Linked DNA regions of Homo sapiens: region 2 is linked to region 1. The links are chromatin contacts, found by Hi-C in ENCODE. All regions are on one chromosome and are shown on one strand. Each heading gives the region's core, a stretch centred on a gene start or an enhancer-like site at or near the end of the contact. The rest is flanking DNA. Distances are from core to core; before and after follow the strand shown.

What was found. Hi-C counts contacts between places; a loop is a spot of excess contacts on that map. Pooled maps may share reads with other maps.
Region 2: a pooled map shows a loop between it and region 1 (4-fold over the local background). The contact joins the promoter of ADSS1 here to the promoter of CLBA1 in region 1. A Hi-C loop is called at or near these places in 1 of 50 pooled maps.

What each region holds. Positions count from the first base shown.
Region 1 is chr14:104,984,201-104,987,198 of GRCh38, reverse strand. CLBA1 (clathrin binding box of aftiphilin containing 1) reads right to left here and starts at 1,411. Exons shown (of 5, transcript NM_174891.4): 1 at 345-1,411. The coding sequence starts at 767. RefSeq lists a silencer at 1,153-1,622.
Region 2 is chr14:104,722,617-104,725,614 of GRCh38, reverse strand. It overlaps ADSS1 (adenylosuccinate synthase 1), which reads right to left and starts at 1,386. Exons shown (of 13, transcript NM_152328.5): 1 at 1,153-1,386. The coding sequence starts at 1,344. RefSeq lists an enhancer at 1-339 and a silencer at 1,170-1,579.

The sequences.
Region 1 (2,998 bases), core at 162-2,661:
AAAGCTCCTCCTCAAATGCCCTGAGCTGGGGCCAGTGCAGCCCCCACCAATGGGGAATGGACAGGCTGGGGGAGGAATGGTCAGAAAGAGCGACCCAGCTCAGGTGGCCCCCACCTGGCCTTCGTGTGACCCATTTCTGCAGCCTCCTCTGCCAACTCATTGCTTCCCTGGCCTCAGGATGGGACTGCCAACCACATGGCCAGGGACGAAGGCCAGGAGAGAAGCAGACGCTCTGGGGCTGTCAGCCCCCTCCCTGGCCAGCACGCCACAGCATTCGAGGGCTGTAGGCCTCTTGGTGTGTACACGTCCCACTCAACATGGTGACCACAGCACAGCAGAAATACCTCAGAAGGTGGGACGGCAGAAGTTCCTGTCACCCAAGGTCCACCCTGGCATGGTTGGTGAGAACTGCACTCTTTTGGGGCAGAAGTGGTTCTCGGTGGCTGGGGTTCTGTGGGTCCCTCGAGGAGTTCAAGGGACTGTGAGAATTGTCCAGACTTGGCTGAAGATTCCCGAAAGCCTTCAAACTCCCCCCAAGTGCTGCTGTGTTCCCCAGGGTCAGGACATCGGGCAGTGCAGGTGGAACCGCCCTCACGGGGCATGGAGATGCTGGCTTTCCCATCGGACAGGAGAAGGTCGGGGCAGGTCCGTCTCCATTCCAAACTGTCATCACTCAGCCTCTCAGGTGCCACTCGGAGGGAAGCGCTGGCTGCTTCCTCCTGGAGGTCACTCAAAGGCTCTCCCCCCAGCTCCCGCCGGCCTTGCATCTTGGAGCCCCCAGGCCAGCAGAGGCCCGATGGGCAGCTGCTCAGGAGACATGCACGCCGGGGTGCTGGCCGCCCAGGACTGCCCAACCTTCCCCTGCCCTGGAGAGGGCCAGGGGACGCTGCAGGAGTGCCCCGGGCTGCCCAGTGGCTGACGGTGGAAAGTGCCCACGTGCTGCTGTGGAACTGACACAAACCACAGGAATGGCCCGGTCGCCCGGGAGTCCTGGCTTCCTCCCACGCAGGCGGGCGCGGAGTCCGACACAGAGGCGCGTACCAGACCCACGGCAGGTGTGAGAGGGGCGGCCCAAGGTGGGGCTCCTGCTCTGGAGAGAGCCGCGAGGGGGCCTGGGAGGCCCACGCTGGCCAGAGGAGCGAGAGCCGGGCGCCCGCGGGAGTCCCAAGTGGGAAGGAGTGGGTGCGGCGCCCCGGGGCCTCCCGAGAGTCCCTCTCGCACGCGGCCCGCAGAGCAGCCCTGGAACGCCTGGGCCTGGACAGGGCCCGAGGTGGCCGGCTAAGCGCCTGGCCCACGGCTCCCGAGAGTCCCCGCACCCACCTTGGTCGCCGCCTCGGCGGGGCCGCGCGGGACCAGGGCGAGAGAAACCTGCAACCAGCCGTTCCCTCCTGCCTGCGCCGCCCCGTTGCCTGGCAACGGCGTGCGCCAGCTCCGCTTCCGGCGTCCGTCGCCGTGGCGTCAGCACGCATCCGGGGCGAGGCCAGCGCCGGCCCCCGCCGTTCAGGACCCGCCCCGGACCCGCCCTCCCTGCCCCGGGCCGCCTCCGCTGCGGGTGGGATCGGGCTTCCACACTGGCCGAGCCCTGGGCGCCGGGCCGCTCGAGCTTTCTGTCCGTGCTCAGTTCGCCGCCCGAGTGGTTCTTTCTTTTTTTTTTTTTTCTTTTTTTTTTGAGACGGAGTCTCGCTCTGTCGCCCAGGCTGGAGAGCAGTGGCGCGATCTCGACTCACTGCAAGCTCCGCCTCCCGGGTTCACGCCATTCTCCTGCCTCAGCCTCCCGAGTAGCTGGGACTACAGGCGCCCGCCACCACGCCCGGCTGATTTTTTTGTATTTTAATAGAGACTGGGTTTCACCGTGTTAGCCAGGATGGTCTCGATTTCCTGACCTCGTGATCCGCCCGCCTCGGCCTCCCAAAGTGCTGGGATTACAGGCTTGAGCCACTGGGCCTGGCCCTAGAGTGGTTCTTTCTTCCTCACGACGAGCTCCCCAGGTCCGTCCCAGCGCACCCGTCACCCGCAGCCCCTTCTCCCGGCGCCCCGCAGCCTAACTTGCCGCGCCGCCGACCCCTCTGTGGGTGCAGCTGAGCGACGGCCCCTCAGGACCCCACCTGTCCCTGGCGAGAGCCAAGTCCGTCTTGCTGACTCCTGAATCCCAAAACCTCGCCCGCCCCTAACTCGTCCCCATTCCTGGGGGAAGGAGCTGCGGGGAGGCTCCACCCCTCCCTCGCAGGCCGCATGGAGTGCTCCCCTCCTTTGTCACCAGCCAGACCCGGGCAGAGCAGGGCTGACGGACAGCCCCTCTCCAGCCACTGGACGACCAAGGAGCTAGGCTGGCCTCTGGCAGCTCCCCTCCGGGCTTCCAGGCCTTCTGCCATCTGCCCTCACCCCCAGACTCAAGGAGTCAACCTTGACTCCATCTCCTCCCTGGCCTTCCCAGACTGGCCCCCATCACTGCCTCCTCTGGGTAAGGGGAGGGCCTGGCCCTGGTGAAGCCCTGAACCATGCCACCTACTGTCCACCCCCTATCTACCTCAGGCTCGCATTTCTCCCACCCTGGGGCCTGGGGCCCTGCCTGGACTCTGTCCTTGCTTGAATCACCCCTTCCCTCCCTGGTCCTTCTCAGCCAAGCTACAGAACAATTTAATTTTACAAATGACAAGATGAGATCATTCTCTGCACCTTAGACCCAGCCTCCTGTCCCCGCTCCTTCCTGAGGGGCAGAGCAGCCGGGCCATGCAGTATGGAAGCTCTTCGGTCAGACTGCCCAGGACTGGATCTTGGCTTGGCCACCCCAGCACCGCAGTGACCCTAAGGATGGTGATCAGGAGCTGGCTGGGTTTGTAGACCAGGCCTGGGCCTGTCTTGCCAGCTTAAGGGCAGTGTCCGTTCCCACTGCTGCCCCTCATCCACTGCACGTCCTTGCCGTCCTTGAGGCCCAGGGAGCTGGGAGGGGGGCAGGAGGAGTGTTGTCCTTGTGTACAGGTGGGGAAACTGAGGCCCC
Region 2 (2,998 bases), core at 137-2,636, 260 kb after region 1:
TGCTTAGGACGGAGAGCAAGGGGGGAGGTCCCCCACTGTTCCAGGAAGAACTTTCTAGGAAGCCACAGTCCCTTCCGGCAGGAGGGGCTCGGACAGCCCTGAGCCACACAGGGTGCTGGGCTGACTCCCTTCGTCTTGGGCCCCAGCCCTCCTCTCTGGAGCTCAGGAAGGAGGCCACAGAACCCGGAGAAGGGACGGTGCGGGGGCCCTTGTTCCATTATTGGCAGCAGCCCCAGGCAGGCTCCAAACCCCAGACGCGTGCATCCCAAAGTTGACCCCTTTGTGCCTGGAGCTGTAAGTCAGCCCATGGGCAGCAGACTTGGCTGCCCTGGCATGGGGCATGTAGCCCCAGGGTGGCGGCCCGAGAGAGTGCCCAGTGTGCAGCTCAGTCAGAACAGATGGGGGCGCTGAGAGCAGCTGCCGGCTGGCAGAGGCCCAGCCCTGGGCCCTGGGGGACAAAGCAGGTCTGGCCTCCTCGGTGGCACTGCCAGCCACGGGGTCACCCTGGCCAGAAGTCTGTGGCCCTCCCTCTCCCATGTCTGGCTAGGATCGTCCCAAGCACCCTCCCTCAGGCGCGGCCCCAATTGCCCCCCAGGACGGCCTGGCCCCCTTCCACCTCTGCCTCTCCTTGGCTGACTCACCGGGGTCACCCCCACCCAGCAGGCAGCTTTTACCCCCTCCACCACCTGCAGACCTTGCGGGGAGCCAGGTAAGCCCTATCCCAGACCCAGACAGGCCCCAGGTGATCACTGTAAATGAGGAAGGGGGGTGTCTTGGGGGTCCTCAAACCATCCTGGGGCTGGGTCCTCTGGTTCCCCCATGGAGGGTCCAGCGTCACACCCATGGCATGCGCCACCCCCTAAGGATCGGGTGTCCCCAACTCAGCGACTTGTATTTATAGCTGTGCCCTGGCCCGCTGCCGGGGTGGTGGAGTAGGGGTGGGTGGAAGGAGGGCGGTGTGTGTGGGTCGGGGGTTGTGTGAGTGGTGCGTGTGCGTGCGTGGGTGGGGTGGCCCTGGGAAAGGTGCTCCCGGAAGGAAGGCATCCAAGCGGGTGAGTGACCGGCCAGGGCATGGGAGGACAGGGGCCGTCTGGGTCGGGGGAGGGGGGCTCGCTGGGCGGTGGGGGAGGGACCCGGCGCCCCAGCCCGCACCTGGCAGCGGCTGATGATGTCGGCGTCCGTGGCCAGCAGGTCCACCACCTTGCCTTTGCCCTCGTCCCCCCACTGCGCGCCCAGCACCACCGTCACGCGGGAGCCGGTCGCCGCCGCCTCCTGCTGCAGCCGCCCCCGCTTGACGCCGCCTGCGCCGGGGGGCCGGTCGTTGGAGGCTCGGGTCCCCGACATGCTGGCTTGGCTCTTCCGCTGCGCTGGCCCGGCCAGGAGCCCGCCGCCGCCGGCGTCCGCGCCATTAAATGGAGCCGGGCCGGGGCAGGGGGCGGGGCAGGGGGCGGGCCGGGGGAGGGCCAGGGCGGGCGCAGTGACGCCCCGGTGACCTCCGGCCGCCACATCCCCGCCCCCTCGCCGCTGCCCGGGAAGCCCAGTTGAGTCTCGAGCACTTTAGGGGTGAGGGGCCGCACGGACCAACGGCCAGGCAGGCAGATGGCCTGGGGAGCCGCCCCCACGAATTTGCCAACGGAGGCAGTTTCTCGCTAGCCCGTCGGGGACCAGGGCTTGTGCACCGCGACCTCACCCCCCACCAAGCCCTTGCCGGGCCCAGGACTTCGGGGTTCCAGCAACTGCAGGGGTGGTCGTTCCCTCCAGGGAAGGAGTGCGGTTTGCAAAAGGGGAGCTGCGTCCTGCACCCCACCTAGAGGGTCCGCACTCTCGAGGAGCGCACCTGCCCCCCGTGGAACCCCGAGTGCCCTGGGCGCGGGCGCGCCCCCTGGCGGCCGCGAAGAGCCGCGCAGCGCGTCCTCTCCGAGGACTTTGTGTCCCCGCAACTGCCCGCACTTCTGCCCCACGGCAGGGGCCCCGCGTCCCGCCCGGGCGCGCTGTGGCTCGGGCCTGGCTGTAGCGAGCAGGCGGGCTCCAGCATGGAGCTCCGGCCCTCAGCACCCAAGTCTGGGGTAAAGGGACCCATCCTGTCAGCGTCACCTGGCTGGCATGGGAGCAACCCCCAGGGATGCACGCCACCGTGGGGCCCAGGTTCCCAAGAGGTCCCACACCAGACCTTCCCGGCCCAGCCTGTGGAGGGACTAGGCCCCAGAGGGAGGCGATGGTCTGCGAGGCTCCCGTGTTCCCGGCTGGTTGTCCTGTCTCACCCATCCCGCCCCACCCCTCCCAAGTAGATGAGGCTTGGAGGAAGCCAGCCCTGGTGGCCAAGAGAAGGGTCCTGGGGCCCCAAGGGCGGAAAAGAGAATCAGGTTCTTGCTTCAGAGCAGGGAGGCGGGGTCCTTTGTTCCCTCCCTGACGGCTCTCAGTTGCCAAAGAGCCTGGAGCCACGAGGCCCCTTGGGCTCAGGGCAACTCCAAGGCTAGTGACAGGGAGTCCATGGAGACGGGACACTCCCTGTGAGGAAGGAGTGGAGCTTGGGCCTGTCACAGCAAAGGTCGCTCACACTGAGTTAGTGATTCAGGTGCAGCCAAGGACACCACTGCCCACCCCTGCCTGCAGCCTCCCCACCCCTCCTCTCTTGGCACCTGACCGTGCCCCAGCCTGGGGGAGAGGGGCTGTTTGAAGCCTGGCCTCCTGCCCCCTGCACCCATGTCCCCAGTCCCCTCTTCTTCCACTGGGCACATCGACACTTCCTCTCCCTCAGCATCCTTGCGGGGAAAATGCCGTTGTATGGGTTCCAAGCAGTCAGTGGGGCCTCAGTGGAAAAGCAGTCTTCATGCATGAACTTCCTAGTGCCACCTTGGGGGTGACAGCTGGTCGGGGGTGAACAGACCACCGGCCCCAGCTTGGGAAGGGGCTGGAGCAGGGTTGGAGGGCTCTGAGATTTGGCAGAACCTGGAGCCTGCTGAGAAGGGGCTGCACCTGAGGGTGGGGCAGTGGGTCT